Regions from separate parts of the Mus musculus genome. Here region 1 is linked to region 2. The links are chromatin loops, found by intact Hi-C in ENCODE. Cell type or tissue: left cerebral cortex. All regions are shown on one strand. Region 1 overlaps Vps13d (vacuolar protein sorting 13D). Region 2 overlaps Vps13d (vacuolar protein sorting 13D).

The links. Hi-C counts contacts between places; a loop is a spot of excess contacts. Peaks named below come from ENCODE experiments on the same cell type or tissue, not always from the same donor. Only the 100,000 strongest peaks of a DNase experiment are listed, where the experiment ranks them.
Region 1: it touches region 2 in a loop (2.3-fold over the local background); 2 of 42 quality-filtered maps call a loop at or near these places.

Annotation. Positions count from the first base shown.
Region 1 is chr4:145,080,231-145,088,230 of GRCm38, forward strand. It overlaps Vps13d (vacuolar protein sorting 13D), which reads right to left. Exons shown (of 70, transcript NM_001276465.1): 47 at 7,961-8,000; 48 at 6,895-7,086; 49 at 6,474-6,600; 50 at 5,062-5,204; 51 at 1,451-1,581; 52 at 1,071-1,246. Among named protein-coding and RNA genes, the nearest start is that of Vps13d, 110 kb to the right of the region's middle. In left cerebral cortex, no CTCF peak of the experiment used is centred here; a DNase peak (open chromatin) is centred at 3,738; H3K27ac peaks cover 305 bases.
Region 2 is chr4:145,152,387-145,160,386 of GRCm38, forward strand. Vps13d (vacuolar protein sorting 13D) reads right to left here. Exons shown (of 70, transcript NM_001276465.1): 19 at 2,183-4,396; 20 at 261-412. Among named protein-coding and RNA genes, the nearest start is that of Vps13d, 39 kb to the right of the region's middle. In left cerebral cortex, a CTCF peak has its summit at 3,758; DNase peaks (open chromatin) are centred at 3,779 and 4,742.

The sequences.
Region 1 (8,000 bases), 72 kb before region 2:
AATAACCCTGTTGTTACTTGACGGGGCTAGGAATGTGCTGAGTGGCAAGGGGCTCACCTAGCATGTATAGTAAACTGTAGTTCAACTGCAAAAGATACAACAACAAGAATAAAAGCATCTGATAAAACAGAAAGAAAATGAAGTCATCCTGAACGTGACTGATTTTTCTAACAGGGACCTGAGGCTCACTGGGGAAGGCAAAGATGTGATGTTTAGGTCTGTCAACTTGACATAACCAAAAATCACCTGGGAAAAAAAAAGCCTGATTGAGGGATCGTCTCACATTGGGTTGGCCTATGGCTACCTCTGTGGGGACTGTCTTAATTGAGTGAATTAATATGAGAAGACCTAACCCACTGTGGTAGCACCATTCCCGAGGCAAGGGACCCCAAACTATATGGCAGTGGGGAAACAAAGCTAAACATGTGTAATAAGCAGGTGAGCGTGCACACATTCATTTCTCTCTGTGTGTGTCTCTCTCTCTGCTCTTGGCAGTGATGTGACAAGCTGTTTGGAGTTCCAGCTTTAACTTCTCCACTATTTTGGACTATAGTAACCTGAAAGTATAAATTGAAAGAAATCCCTTTCTTCCTCAAGTTCTTTTTTCTTCCTTTCTTTCTTTCTTTCTTTCTTTCTTTCTTTCTTTCTTTCTTTCTTTCTTTTTTTTTTTTTTTCTTTTTTTGGTCAGGGTGTTTTATCACAGTAACAGAAATGAAACTAGAACAGAAGGCCAGATAATTTACCAGAACACCACCAGAGAACATTCAAATGCACAAAAATAAACAGAGAGTTACCATCAGTGGTATCATCTAAACACAGACAGTGACTTGGAGTTACAGGCAGTCACTCTGGATTTCACACACCCTGAGAATCACAGAACTGTATTCATCACTTAAAGCTGCCAGTGCCTCCAATAACTCATCCCACCAAAATGCTTATACTTCCCTGGAATTTTATAAGTTCTAAGAACTATATTTGAGCCATAATTTCACAAGTCCACTTTGTGTGTGTATGTGTTAAAATTAATGTGCCTCAAAGCTATGTTTGTCTCTTTTAAGCCTGAGACTTACCTCATGTTGATATGGAAGGAATTATTCTTATTGACTTCAAAGCCTCCAGACCAAATACAATTAGGAACGTCCATCAATCTGACACACAACAGCTGATCATAGTCATTGCGAGGCCAATGGAAGACCACACTAGATCCAGGCAAGGTGGAAATGTAGCCATTGGGATTGGCTGTTCCCTAAGACACACAGATCATGGGCTTTAGTGAGTCTACTCAATATCTGAACAAGTCACATGCCTTTCTTACCAAGGGCCTACTCTGAGCCTTATCCTACACAGGAGCTGTTGGGTCACTCACAACTCATAACATATATAGTCTTGATGACATTAAACTCCATGTTATTAAACAAGCTCTAGTCATTCGTCAAAGCAAACTGCTTACCTGTCCCCGAGCAAATTCCCTTTGTGCAAATGCAAGCTTGTGAGATGATTTATTATCTAATAGGTAACGAGGGGCAAAGATGACCATACAAGTGTCAATATAGCGACCTCGGCCTTTCTTGACATCAATACCTACAAATGACAAGAACCATTTCATTGATTAATCATGAGAGAAAATTTTTGGTCTGACCAAAATGAATAGCTTTCATAATTCTTTAGTTCTTCTGAGCAAACAAGTATGGCACCTGGAGAAGGTATGAAACCTTTCCAGAATGGAATAAAAATATCAACTGCTCACAATTCCCATTCAGGCTTTAGAAAGTCTTGAGAAGGAGAGTTGGCAAGATAGCTAAGTAGTTATAGGAGCTTTCCACCAACCCTGACAACCTGAGTTTGATCCCTGGAACTGAGAATGTGGGAAGAGAGAACAGACTCCTACAACTTGTCCTCTGACCTCCACACATGCACCATGGCAAATACACATGTGTACACAAAATAAATAAATAAATAAATAAACAAATGTATGTATGTATGTTTGGAAGTTTCAGGGGCGGTTCCAATATCCTTTTAATTCCTAGTTTCTTTACCCTGAATAAAGCATTATAACAGCAGCTAAGCCACACAAGTGTTTGATCACACACAGCTTGGCTTTCTGTTTATGAATCAGAGCACTCACACAGACTCATGTACTACAATGATGCTTACTTACACTTGAGACACAAACTTCACCCCAGAAAACCTGCCTCTGTTAAAGGAGAGAGTGGAAATCTCAGACTACTTAGATTCTATACCAACTTGAACTCAGGCAAGCACTCTAGCTAGAATCTCCTCTAGTAATTTTAGCCTACTGTCCAAAAAACCATCATGGATGATACAAAGGTTTATTTATTCATTAAAAAAAATAGGTCTTCCCCTACTTAGTACAAACTAAAAAAAAAAAAATCACAAAACAAGTTCCACATAAAAAAATTGAAGTCACACTGAGTTGCCTTGTTAAATCTGATAACAACATTTAAAAATACAGGAAATAAGTCCAAAGCACTGTGCTGGGTTCTGGCTATACAATAATTAAAAATATTTATGCCCATAGTTTGATATTCACTGACCCCTTCATACACACTAAGCCCTCTCTGTGCCTGTACACTTAATTCTTATAATACCTCTCTCTGCAAACAGAGTATTAACCCAACCACTTCCGCTGTACAGCTGAGGAAACTATGGCATCAGAAGTGGAGTCACCTGCTCCAGGCCACGCAGTTGTAGATAGCAAGGCTGGGTATTCAGCCCAGGCATGGCCTAGAGCTTACACCCCTCCCAGTTACAGATATCACAATCTACTGAATCCTTAATGTGCCTTGAAAAGGCCTAAGAAGTGATCTGATTTCAAGAGACTGAGTAGCCTCTACAGTGTCTCTGGAATTCTTACCTAAGAAAAACCACATAGCTCTAGGGTGATGGGACACAACCCACCTTCCTTCTGGGACAAAAAGAAAAGCTTTAGTTACCAGAAGTCAACAGCATTAGAGTCAGAAGATCTTAACTAACACAAAATGCACTTCAAAAGCTGTGCTTAATTTGCAAGTACACATAGTCAGCCAGAGCAGCAGACACTCTATTTTTGGAAAAAGGTGGGCTTTGTGTTCCCCTTCCAGCCTAGTTTGTCCTGGTAGACCCCCAATAAATTCAGCTAAGATCAAAATACACACAAAATCCTTTGTTTTCAAAGTGCATGTTCCCAGATTTTCTGTTTGGGATTGTGCTGTAAACATTTCCAAGAGATAGCTGTTTGTAACACTAGGACTTCACAGATGGCCTTGACAATACATACACAAATGTAACGAACCTGACCAAGATCCTATCTTGGCCCATCCTTCTACACCTTCACTTGGAAGAATGACAAACTCAGATGACAGATCTGTGAAGAACTCTACCAGCACACATGTTAACAGATACTTCATGATTACACGTGCATTCATGGCTACTCCTGCAGACACGGTTACACATGCTGCACATTTACATGTGTACTCTATGCTCCACTTGCTTCTCTGCCACAACTCTGTGGCTCTTAGCAGGAGCTGTGCTAAAAGAGTAACCTTCATTGCTTTCTCTTCCCAAATCTGTCCCGAATATAGCTTCCAGCTAATCTGGGTACCTTGCTTTGGAAAATAAATTAAGGGCAAGACAGCCAGCAGAAAGCCAAGCCCAGCATGAGGCAGCCTTGCCTACCTAAGGGGTGAAACAGGCAAATGTGAGATGAATACTCTCTTCAGCTCAAATAAAGCTGGCTTCTTTTTAAGATCTTTATGTCCACGGCAAGGAGGCAGCTTGAATGGGAACATGAATATAAACCAAGCTAGGCAGTCTGAAAAGGAAACTACACTGGATAATTCCTCTCTCACGAATCCTCAAGTAGAGCAGCCAAGACGGCTCAGCAGCTATCAGTGATTGCCTCCACAACTGACAACCTGGCATCAATTCCCAAGCCCCGCATGAGAAAAGGAAAGAACCAAACTCTAGCAAACTGTGTTCTAATGCATGTGTGTGTGTGCATGTGCACACACACACTCTCACACACACACACAAAATAAATAAACAAACAAACGAATGAATAAATTAAAAAATTAAAACCCCAAAGATTAAACTACCCCATTTTCTGTAGGATTCAGAACTGGACCATCATAGTTCTTCATCCTACAAAACTGTTGAGACCGACATCAACCAACATTGCAGTGTTCTAGAGAATCCTACGGCCTCTTCTGGCCTCCTCGGGCACAACATTTGCACATGGAACACATGCTATAAAGCATGCAAAACACCCACACAAATAAAATAAATCTTAAAAAAAAAGTTGGCTAAAATGAAAAGCTGCTGCCTCCCTTGGTTACAGAACCACCTTTCTCAGGAACTAGCACTCAGGTGCTGCATGTAGCTTGTGCTACTTACCGTGCACTCCCAGAACTACAGAAAGCTCTACAGGACCAGGCTGTGAAGTCCCTGGAATGATCTACTACAGTTTTACACATTGCTAACATATTAAACCTGGGGAATACTTAAATCCAACTGACCCTGGACCTTAAGGAAATGTTCCATGGGTCCTCATGTGGCTCTGGGGGACATGGGTACAGAATTCTCCTTGCCACAAACAGGAAGACAGGCAAGCTGGGGGCCTTCTGATGATGACATCCCTGGGTACATTTTGCTGTATTTCCTGCCTCAAATTCACACACCAATGTCCTACTTCTAGACTTTTCTGCTTCTCTAACTGCCCAATGCATCTGGACTGTCACTCAAACTCTCTACTTCAGTCCCACGTGAATCCTGACCCGCTCAGAGTTTCTAAGTTTGAAATAATGTATGCAAACAGTCAGAGGATGGAAGCATTTTAAGTGTTTTTATTATTCCCTGGGGGGAGGGGGTGGGGGCGGGGAGGAGTTTCAGAGAACATATCTATGTAGATATCAATCTAGCATTCAGAGAAGAGCTATATGACCATAGTCAAATCAGAAAACCTGCACTTCTTGCCAGGCCAACATGCATAGCTGATTCACTTATGGAGGACTGGGGTCTTTGGCCAATGGTCCCAAACTTCTCTGAGCCCCAAACATAACTCACCGATGTTATAGATGAGACCTGGGCGATTTCCTTGCTGGATAACTTTCAAAGCTCGGACACCACTACCACCATCCAGGGAGAAGCCCTGACACCAGCCAGGCATGCCTTCTGGATGAATCCCTCTTCCAATTCTCATAGTACAGCTGTGGTGGGAAGAAGCGCAAACATGGATACCTCCACAACAGACTCTGAACAAGGAAACACTGTGGCTGCCACCCAATCAGGTCTCTCACACTGACTTTTAACCTTACTTCCTGTGAACCCCAAGCACAGCAAGACAATTAACTCCAGAAGTAGCCACAGCATAGCAGTGTGATGAGAACTGCAGCTAAGCATTTTGGCAGAAAATGCCAATACTCTCCATAAGCCAGCCACATGCTACAATCTTGTTCCTTAAAATCCAAAGACTCGGGGAAAGTCCCGAGCAAACACTGTAAATTGAGGTGGCTGGGGGTGTCTTTCCAGGAACCAGCATGATCAAAATGATAGAGTACTGATGAGGGAGCTGGGGTCTCATCACAAAACTGGGAAACAACACCAGAACACGCTCCAGCGTTGCCACAGACAAACAACGTGGACTTAGGCAGGTAACACCATCTCTGTGCCTCTGAGGAGAGAGACTCCTGGATGTTTCACGTGTCTGGTTGTGTCTCCTCCAATAGCCACAACTCTGACTAACCACAAGCCTTCTCTTGACTTAGGCTGGCTATGGTACAAACATCTGCGTCCATTGGAGTACACTGGGGACCTTCATGGGAGGATTCAGCAGTACTCTACAGATAATGTTCAGAGATATGGGACAGATATGCACCCCCCATTATCTTTAGACTGGGGCTATAAACTCCTGAGGAAAACAGAATGCCAAAACCAACAAAAGTAAATCAATGTCCCTACATGCCTTAAAGAGACACCTCACTTAACCTCACAAGTGCTATCCCCACCCGCAGACTCCCGTGAATTTTGAGATGGTGCCACAGCACATTTGGGATTTGCAAACCTCCCATAAACAGCCTCAGCTGGATTCATGGGCTGAAGACTTCACCAAGGACAGACTGTCTCCTCCCTAATGCCACTCCTCTCCAGGGCACAGAGCTTTTAGCAGAAAGGAGATTGCAGGAATAGACGGGAATGCCCAGTTCCTCTTCCATGGCACGGTTACAAAAAAAGAGTCCTACTTCAATAAAACAGAACTACCTTTCATTACAAACTCACAAATGGTTTATTCCCCGTATCAAATAACATATAACTTAGGCTTTTTTTTTTTTTCCTAAATCCTATTAAGTTAGGACTCCACTGCTGCCAAGCCAGGCCTGTGGACTCCAGGACAGTTCTGCTTAAACAGGCAGCTTCTGGCCCTGCTGATCTCCCACACCTGCTAGCTCACTGCCCTTCCTGTACGTAGCCACACTTACAGGTTTGGCTGTTCTTTGTCAGCATAGCAGAACAGGAGAGGGCTCAGGCTCCGTGCCAACTCATGCTCCTCAAACTGGCCTGCAGCATCCGTCTTTGCATTGTCCTGTCTGAAGATCAGTGGTAACCCTTTAGAAAGGAGGGAAAAGTTTATATCATTCCCACCCAGTCTACCCATGAAACATGCAAACAGCTAAAGGGGAAATCACCATGGGGAAGCAGTAGAAGGGAGTTTATTGGTGGGCCCAACCCACTGTTTGAAGAACACCTAATGAGCAGCTTGACAATGGTCAAACATAGTAGGGAAGACTGAGTATATCAGACAGCTGGAGTAATCTGTCTACAATGGCTCCAGTTAGTCAGCTGAGCAAAGGTATCCACATTCCCATGTCAAAGGTCTACTTGGATGGTTTCAGTGTGTACCTGTCTTGTTGATTAGCCAATATGGTGCGGAAATGAAGATCTTTAAGGATCCTTCTGCACGACAAGCAATGCGGATGGTGAGGTTGAGCTGCCGCCGGTTGACGTCATAGAGTCGCATTCTGACCATGTAGTTCTGCGTCCCAGGTGGGATGAGCAATTCCTTACAGAGTGGAAAGTTTTCCAGTGACACCCCTAAAGGTACAAGACATTGCCTTTTCTGGACATGAACTTAAATTTGTCAAAAATAGCCTGTACAGAAGTAAATTGGAGTCCTTTTAGAAAAATCACTAAGGATCTACAAGGTAGAAACCTCAAGGCCACTTTCATCTTGTTGGATAAGAACAAATATGAAGCAACCTAGAGTCTACTAGTCAAATTCAGAACTTTGTACAGCATGGTAAACATGTGTGGTTTTCTTTGTATCATTTATTTTTTGAAACAGCACTTCTCTCTCTGTGGCCCTGGATGTCCTGGAACTTGCTCTATAGCCCAGGCTGGTCTTGAACTCAGACATCTGCCTGCCTCTATCCCCTGAGTGCTGAGGCTCATGTCCAGTGATGAAGATGTGATTTAAACCCTTAAGTAATCTTAAGTGTACTATTCTAATCCTAGAGTTGCTTGAAGGCCCTGATAATGTTATGCTCACTCATGTCTGCTTGGCTGTTCTCTATCCTGACCCTTACAAAGGAACATTACTCAATGTAATAAACATTGCAACCTTCATCTCTGCATCAATAAAACAGGCAAATAAGTGGTGCTGTAAGGATTACATGAGGGCACAGGTCATGAACCTGCCTTTTTTCTGAAGACCTGAGTGCATAAAAACATTTGCTTCTTCCCACTCTACAGCTAGAAATATACAGAGTGTGAAAAGATGGAACCACTCCCTATACTCACGCCTAAGAAAGAACACTCTGTTGATCGCTTCCTAGCTAAGTCCTTGGCTCTGAGTTGGTTCGCTGAGATACTGCATGCAACTTGATTTCTACAAGGGGCTTAGAATGCTCACAAATATTTCCTGGTATTTTTAATAGGATTACTACAAATGATGCTAAGGCAGTTTTACCCAGTTCAATGTTCTGAGACGTATCAGCCGTGGGGAGGGC
Region 2 (8,000 bases):
ACAAACAAATAAATATAGGAAAATTCCTCCTAATCTGAAATCAAAATACCCCTGAAAGCTACAACATTCAAAAGGTTTCCAACTTAAAATCAGTTCAGACTTCAAATTAGTGATCAGAGACGCTCAACCATAAAGATTCTGCAAACCTCCCAAATAAACAGTTCCCAAACCTAAAATGTATCTGGACATCTCAGACAAGGAATAACGTCTGATTGGCTCTGAACTGCCCTAGACTGAAAATCAACCCTGTGTGTGGTTACCTGAACTGGGTTGACAAACTTTCCTTCAATCTTCATGATGCTGGACGTCCCCAGCTCATCTGGACTTAGGGAGAAAGTCAGCTCAGATTCTCGCTCGATAGGGATCTTCTCCAGCTTAAACTGGATGGTGGTATTGTTCAGGATGTGAAAGGCTGGCCGAAGAGAGCAGAAGTGACAGCATGAACACTGACACCTGGTTCGTTACTGATGACCAAGTCTCCTGTGTCTACAATAAAGCCTGCGGGTGATCTGATGGCGGTTGGCCTTGCAGCTGAGTCTATGACTGAGACCCACATGCACAGCAAGTAGAAACACAGACAAGTTTACAAGGGGAAAAGAAGGTACTTTCATGGCACGCTCTGCTTGGCACCTTTAAAATATGAAATGGTGAGGCGCAAAGACAGCTCAAAGGATGAAAAAGGCCTGATGACCTGAATTCGATCTCTGGAACCCACATGGCTGAAAGAGAAAACCAACTCCCACAAGTTGTCCTCTGACCTCTGGACACAGCACTGTAACATGCATGCATGCGGACACACACATACTAGATAAATATACTTTAAAATGTATCTGATATGGTAAACAGTAAGTCAGTCCATTCTTTTAGCCATGGATGCTAGTTTTCCAAGCCAGACTGCCCCTTCCATGGCTTTTAGTAATAGACCCAGCTTTCTTGGGCCTCAAGACAGTATTCTAGCTGAACGCTCATTCCAAGCACAGAAAAGAACTGTTTACTAAGCACAGAAATGAAGGACTGGCTGGATGCAGCCCAGGGGTTAAGAGCACATCTAGCACATTAGAACAGAAGCTGGCTCTCCAAATTTCAAATGAGATGGTGAAGGATGTTCTGAGAACCATACACATTTTCAAGGGCATTACCTTCTTCAGCAATGAACAGTCTCTAGAATGTTTCTCATTCTGTAGCTGTACTGCTTAGGTCTAACTGTCCATATCCAGAATACAAAGGTGAAAATGTCATTTCTTGTACCCCTCACAGACCCACTTAGAAGAATCAGAGCACTAAAGAAGCCTAACACACCCAGAGACCAAGTTTCCTTTTGTATTTACATTAAACTCTTGTGCTACCTTACGCTGCAATGTTTAACTACAAAAAATGTATAGCTTAAGACAAAAGAATAAAAACAGTACATAAAATGAGGTATATATATATATATATATATATGTGTGTGTGTGTGTGTGTGTGTATATGTATATATGTGTATGTGTGTATGTGTGTGTGTATATATGTATATGTATGTATGTATATATGTATATATGTGTATGTGTGTATGTGTGTGTATATATGTATATGTATGTATACATATATATACATATGTATATATACACACATATATATATACATATAGACATATATATATACATATATTTGCATGTGTGCCTAGTGCTCACAGAGGCCAGAAGAAGACATGTATGTATGTATGTATGTATGTATGTATGTAGATAGATAGATAGATAGATAGATAGATAGATAGATAGATAGATAGATAGATAGATAGATAGATAGATATCTCCACTGAGGCATCCTGGAAAAGGAACATTCACCCAGCTGCAAAACCTTCACAGACAGGGTTTCTCTGTACACTCCTGGATGTCCTAAAACTCACAGTGTAGACCTGGCTGGCCTCAAACTCACAGAGATCTGCCTGCCTCCACCTCTAGAGTGCTGGGATTAAAAGTGTACGCCACCACACCCGGCTCAAAGTACATTATTATTTTATCCAAAGAGAGAAAGTAAAACCATGCCAGCCCTCTACAAAACTGTTAAAAACACCACTATGATTGTTCACACATTAACCAGAGATAACCCTAAAAGGAAGGAACTGTGTTGTTTTCAGGGACACATATACAGGAGCTGAGTTTAGAACCTTTACACACACTCAAAACATGTTTCTGCTTCTCACCTTGGCCTCTATGCAAAGATTCAAAGAAATCGTGTCGTGTGAAGTGAGCCTCCTCCTGACTGTTAACACTGGCCAGCCCGGAAGGAGGGCAAAATGTCCGATTGACTTCAGGCCCAGCATTGTCCCTGCCTGCTAGCTGAGTGCAATTCAAAGAATAGAGTTTAATGTCTTTGATTTCCACCTGCAGGCGGTCACTTCTGGAGTCATCATCTCCTGCCACAAAATTCTGGATGAATATTTGCCCCAAGTGTCCCACCAACAGCTCAGGACTCCCAGGCCTCCGAGGGATAGAAACAACTGGAGACTCAATGTTTATGTTCAAGATAAGCTTCACAGTATCCGATCGAGGGGAAGGAAGGCCAAACCCGTAGATTTCATTCTCCTCCAAGACAAAGGGCTCCCTGGTCTTCTTCGGGGTTTCAAAGAGTGACACCATCTCACTGTACTCGGCAGTCTTGGTGGCTAACACTGTGGTCACTTTGGTGGCTGCACTCTTCAACATACTGCGGAAATTCTCTTCCAGCTCATCCATAGATAATGTCAGCTCCTTCAAGAATTTAGCAGAGTGGTTATAATGCAAAGATGCCATCTTCAGATTGAGAAAGCATTCCTGTTTTGATTTCTCAGCAAAGGTGAAACTCAATGCTTCAGTCAAGGCTGCATCTTCCATTCTGACAAACACACTTTCAAAATAGCCAATGTCGCTGACGATGTTCTCATAGCCTACAGAATTTCCGATGCTGACGACATACTGGCTCTTCACATTCTCTTGGGTCAGATCCATGAGCTGCAAACAGCCAAGGGAGCCGTTCATGTCAAACGAGCTGCCCATCGACACGTTCACCTTGGTGCCACCAATGCTGGCCGTTGCGATCTTCCTGCCATGCCTCTCCCCGTCAGCCATGCCCACTGTCCGAAGCAGCAGGAGGTTGAGCCTGTGGATCTCCACGGCGACCTCCGTGTTCTGCTCGTAAGTCGACTGAATGGTGCCCTGTTCCACAATGCTTCTTTCAAGGTCAGTCATCAGAGGCTGGGGGCTCACATCATCCTTTTCCTTAGGGAAGGATTTCTGAAGAAAACCAATGAGCTCCACAATTGTCTCTGGGTTTAGGATGATGTCCAAATTATTGACCTGAAGGGAAATGACCTGCAGAGTGCTGTCCAAGTTCATGGATGGGCACTCTGAACTCACAAACTGATACTCCAGCTTAATGAGGGACTCTTGTTCTTTGGTGAGAATTTTCTCCAGGGACACACTAGTGGCTGATTGGTCGTTGAGGGTGGTCACATCAGTTTGGAAGGCCACATTAGGTCCAGAGACAGGAGACTGTGCCCTGCTATCCCGGAGACTTCCTGTGGGAATATCAAAACTCAGATTCTTATGTGAAGCCATCAAAAGGTCAAAATCAGCACCATAAGTCTGCATGGTGTCCACCAGAAGCAATCCGTGAACAGTCAGGGAGACCTCAGCATCATACGGCCTTTTCACAAAGTGAGCGTTGGTGCCAAACACCTTGAGCACTGAGATGTAGCGGCCACTGCTCTCAACACCAAGCTGCATGCAGTTTACCTTGAATTCCGCTAGGAGGAGCTGTGACTCCACCAGCACCTCCCTCGTGTGCTGCTCCAGCATTACAATACTCTGGGTCAAGTTCATTACTGAATCCTGCAAGCTTCCCCGAGGTCCTTCCTGGGGGAAAATCTTCTCTCTGATCTGGGTGTCAGAGGGCTTTGTTTCCGGAGTGGTGAGGAGAGCAAAGCAGTTCTTCAGGGCAGATATTTTATCTTCATTGATGTGGATTTTTAAGTCTGGTAAATTGCCTGAGAGCACAGCCCCAGGGTACTTGGGGTCTGACGTGTAAATCAGCCGACGTTCTAACTGTAGGTGAACATTGAACTTCTCAACTACATGTGTTGGCCCCACATCGATGTCCTGCACACGTTTCCAGTTGTCTCTCACACGCCCTACCATAACCTGTAGGTCCATGAATGTCAAGGAGTACCTCTCATACATCTGTGTGCTCATGAGATGAGCCTGGAGCTGTTCCTCGCTGAACTCCACTCCAGAAAAGGGTGGTGTTTTCTCCCCGTTGCTACTGCTGGTCTCTGGAGGTGGGGTGCTAGGAGGTGTGGCAAGAGGGGTCTTATATTCATCATCACTGAACTGATTCTCTTCAGAGGCAGAGCCATCCCCACTTTTCCTCCTAGAGTCTTCTACAAGGAGAAATGAAAAGATCATAAGTTAAAAGTCTCCTACTTGCTCCCTCCCTCCCTTATTAACTAAGGACTGGGAAGATAGCTCAGTGCTTAGGAGCACTTTCTGCTCTTGCAGAAGACCCAGGATTGACTCCCAGCACACCCACATGGCAATTCATGGAAGTTGCCTGTAACTCCACTTCCAGGAAACCAGATGCCCTCTTTGGCCTCTTTAGACTCTTGCACAGACTTGGTACACATAAACTTAGACAATTCACATTAAAATCTCAATTTTTGAAAAGAATCTCAAATTCCACCAAGTCATAGACATAGATTTAAAATCTTAAGAATTCTATTATGAAATATTTCAGCACTTCTGAGTCAGAGGCAGGCAGAACACTCTAAGTCTGAGAACAGCCTACTCTGTATAGTAAGTTCCAAGCCTGCCAGGCCTACATTGTGAGTCCCTGCCTCTTATTATGAAAGAGGAGGAGGAGGAAGAGGAAGAAGAGGGAAGGGGATGAAGAAGAAGAGGAAGAACACAAAAGGAAAGCTTCACTAAGCTAATGGTTTATAAGTGGATGAAAACGACAGACATAACACTGTGTAATTGCTATTCATCTAGTGTGAACTTATCTATGAGACTGAAAAACAAAATACAAAGAGTAAAAACGTAGGTGAAAATCCCTCCAAGCTCACACTAGGATGCTGAGGCCACAGCCACTGCCAGCATTCTCACGCCTTGTCACAGGCAGGGCTGCTGACACAACTCTCTTACAGCACTCTTCAAACTTACACTTCTCCACTTATTGTAGCCTTCATTTTGTTTCTTTTCTAGAATATTCTTGCTCTACACAATATCCTTATCTGGCACATAAAGGTAGAAAAAGAAAACCAACAACACAAAGATGTCCCTTAGCTGAAAATGGATAAAGAAAATGTGGTACATCTACACTATGGAATACTATTCAGCTATTAAAAATGAAGATATCAAGATTTTTGCAGGCAAATGGATGAGTCTTGAGGATATAATCCAGAGTGAGGTAACCTAGTTCGGAAAGGATATGCGTGGTATATACTCACTTATTAGTGGATATTCGCCATAAAATACAGGTATGACGCTACATTACACAGACCCAAAAAACTAAACAAGAATGAAGGTCCAAGGGAGGAAACTTGAATCTCGGTTAGAAGGAGGAATAAAATAGTCATAAGAGTCAGACGGAGGGTGGTAAATGGGAAGGAGGGGACATGGGGAGAGGAATGGGGATGGAGGGTGGGTTCAGCTGTGGAGGATGGGAAAGAAAGCTAGATAGCAATGAAAATGAAGGGAAATCTGCCAGCAAAGGGAATGAAGGAGGTGGGGGGCATCTCCAGGAACAGAGACCTGGGATAAAGGAGGCAAACCAGAATCAATAGTGGTGACCTTAGCTGTGACTCACAGCATTGGGGATATGGATCCTGAAAAGGCCACTTCCTTCAGCCAGGCAGCAACCCCAGTAGAGCGACAGAGACACCAACCCACCCACAAATCTTTCAACCCAAAATGTAACCTGTCTACAAGAAATGCAGGCACAGGGGATGGAGCCGAGACTGAGGGAGTGGCCAACTGATAGCTGGCCCAACTAGAGACCCATCACTTTGCACACACCAATTCCTGACAACATTAATGATAATTTATTATGCCTGCAGACAAGAGCATGTTGCCCAACAGCTGACTCAGACTGATACAGACATCTACAGCCAAACAATGGATGAAGTTTGGGGACTCTTATGGAAGAATAGGAGGAAGGATTAAGAGCCCAGAAGGGGATAGGAACTCCAGAGAAAGGCCAACAGAGTCAACTAATCTGGATGTTTGTGGCTCTCAGAATTTGAACCACCAACCAAAGAAAATAAAATGGCTAGACCTATACCTCCCCACACATATGTAGCATGTGGGTCTTCATGTGGGTCCTGAACAACTTGAATGGGGGCTATCCCAAAAGCTATTGCCTGTATGTGGGTTATGTTCTATCTGGGCTGCCTTGTCTGGCATCAGTGGGAAATGATATACCTAGCCTCAAAGAGACTTGAAGTGCAGGGGGAGGGGGGAAAGGAATAGCCAGGGGATGCCCAACAGGAAAAGGGGAGAGGGATGGGGAAGGACTGTGGGAGGGGTTACTAGTGGGGGGCAATGAGTGAGTGAGATATAAAGTGAATAAATAAAAAAATTAATTAAAAAAAAAGAAATGGGGCTGATGACATGGCTCAGGGGGTAAGAGCACTGACTGCTCTTCCGAAGGTCCTGAGTTCAAATCCCAGCAACCACATGGTGGCTCACAACCACCCGTAATGAAATCTGATGCCCTCTTCTGGTGCATCTAAAGTCAGCTACATTGTACTTATGTATAATAAAAAATCTTTGGGCTAAAGCAAGCAAGAACTGAGTGAGCGGAGTTGATCCAAGGGAGCAGGGCCGACCGGAGCGAGCAGAGGTCCTAAAAATTCAATTCCCAACAACCACATAAAGGCTCACAACCATCTGTACAGATACAGCGTACACACATACATAAAATAAATAAATCTTTAAATAAATCTTTAAATAAATCAAATAAAGAACGAAAGCCAAATGTAATTGAGGAAAATATGTAATAAAAAATATATATAATAAAAAAAAGAACGAAAGTCACAGTGAGACACTGCTCCACAGTCCCAAGGCGGTTAACATCAGATCAGATAACAAGTAGTAAGAGGATGTGGGGAACTAGAACTGTCACAAACCAGGGGCATATAAGCCATCTGGGAAAGTAATCTGGTAGTCGCTAAAAATGTTAAACATAAGGCTAACACACAGCCCAGCAACTCCATTCCTGGGTGAGCATGTAAAAGAACTAAAGATCTATATTGCCACAAAAACATGATGTGACTGTTGGCAGTGGTGTTATTCAAACAGTGGAGTTTGGGGCGGTGTTGTCGATGTTTACTAACCAAAGAACAAGTAAACAACACCTGTTATATCCAAGAAGGGACTAGTAAAAGCCATAAAAAGAAATATGATACTACACAAACACATACACACACACACACACACACTAAACACTACCACCAATATGGGTCAACATTGAAAGTAGTATTATGCCAGGTGTGGTGGCACACGCCTTTAATCCCAGCACTCAGGAGGCAGAGGCAAAAAAAAAAAAAAAAAAAAAGAAGTAGTATCATTAAATTAAAAAGGCAGACATGAAAGGTGACATGTTCAAATATTCCATAAGTATGAAATGTTTAGAACAAACAAATGTAGAATCAAAAATAGATTGAGTTTGGCTGTCAAAGCAGAGCAAGGAGGGATTAGAGACTGCTCGTGGGTTTAGGTTCAGCCTGGCTGAACTGGATATTTTGAAATGTGAATTATACCCCAAGCTAGTATTAACAAAGCAACAGGTGTACTTTGGAGGGTTTTTGGTTGGTTGGTTGGTTGGATTGTTTTGTTTTTGTTTTGTAATGTGGTGTGTGTGTGTGTGTGTGTGTGTGTGTGTGTGTGTGTGTGTGTGTGTGTGCCTACACACATGTATGTAAACCACATACATGCCTGGTACCCACAAGTCAGAAGAGAGTGTTGTTTCCCCTGAAGCTGGAATTA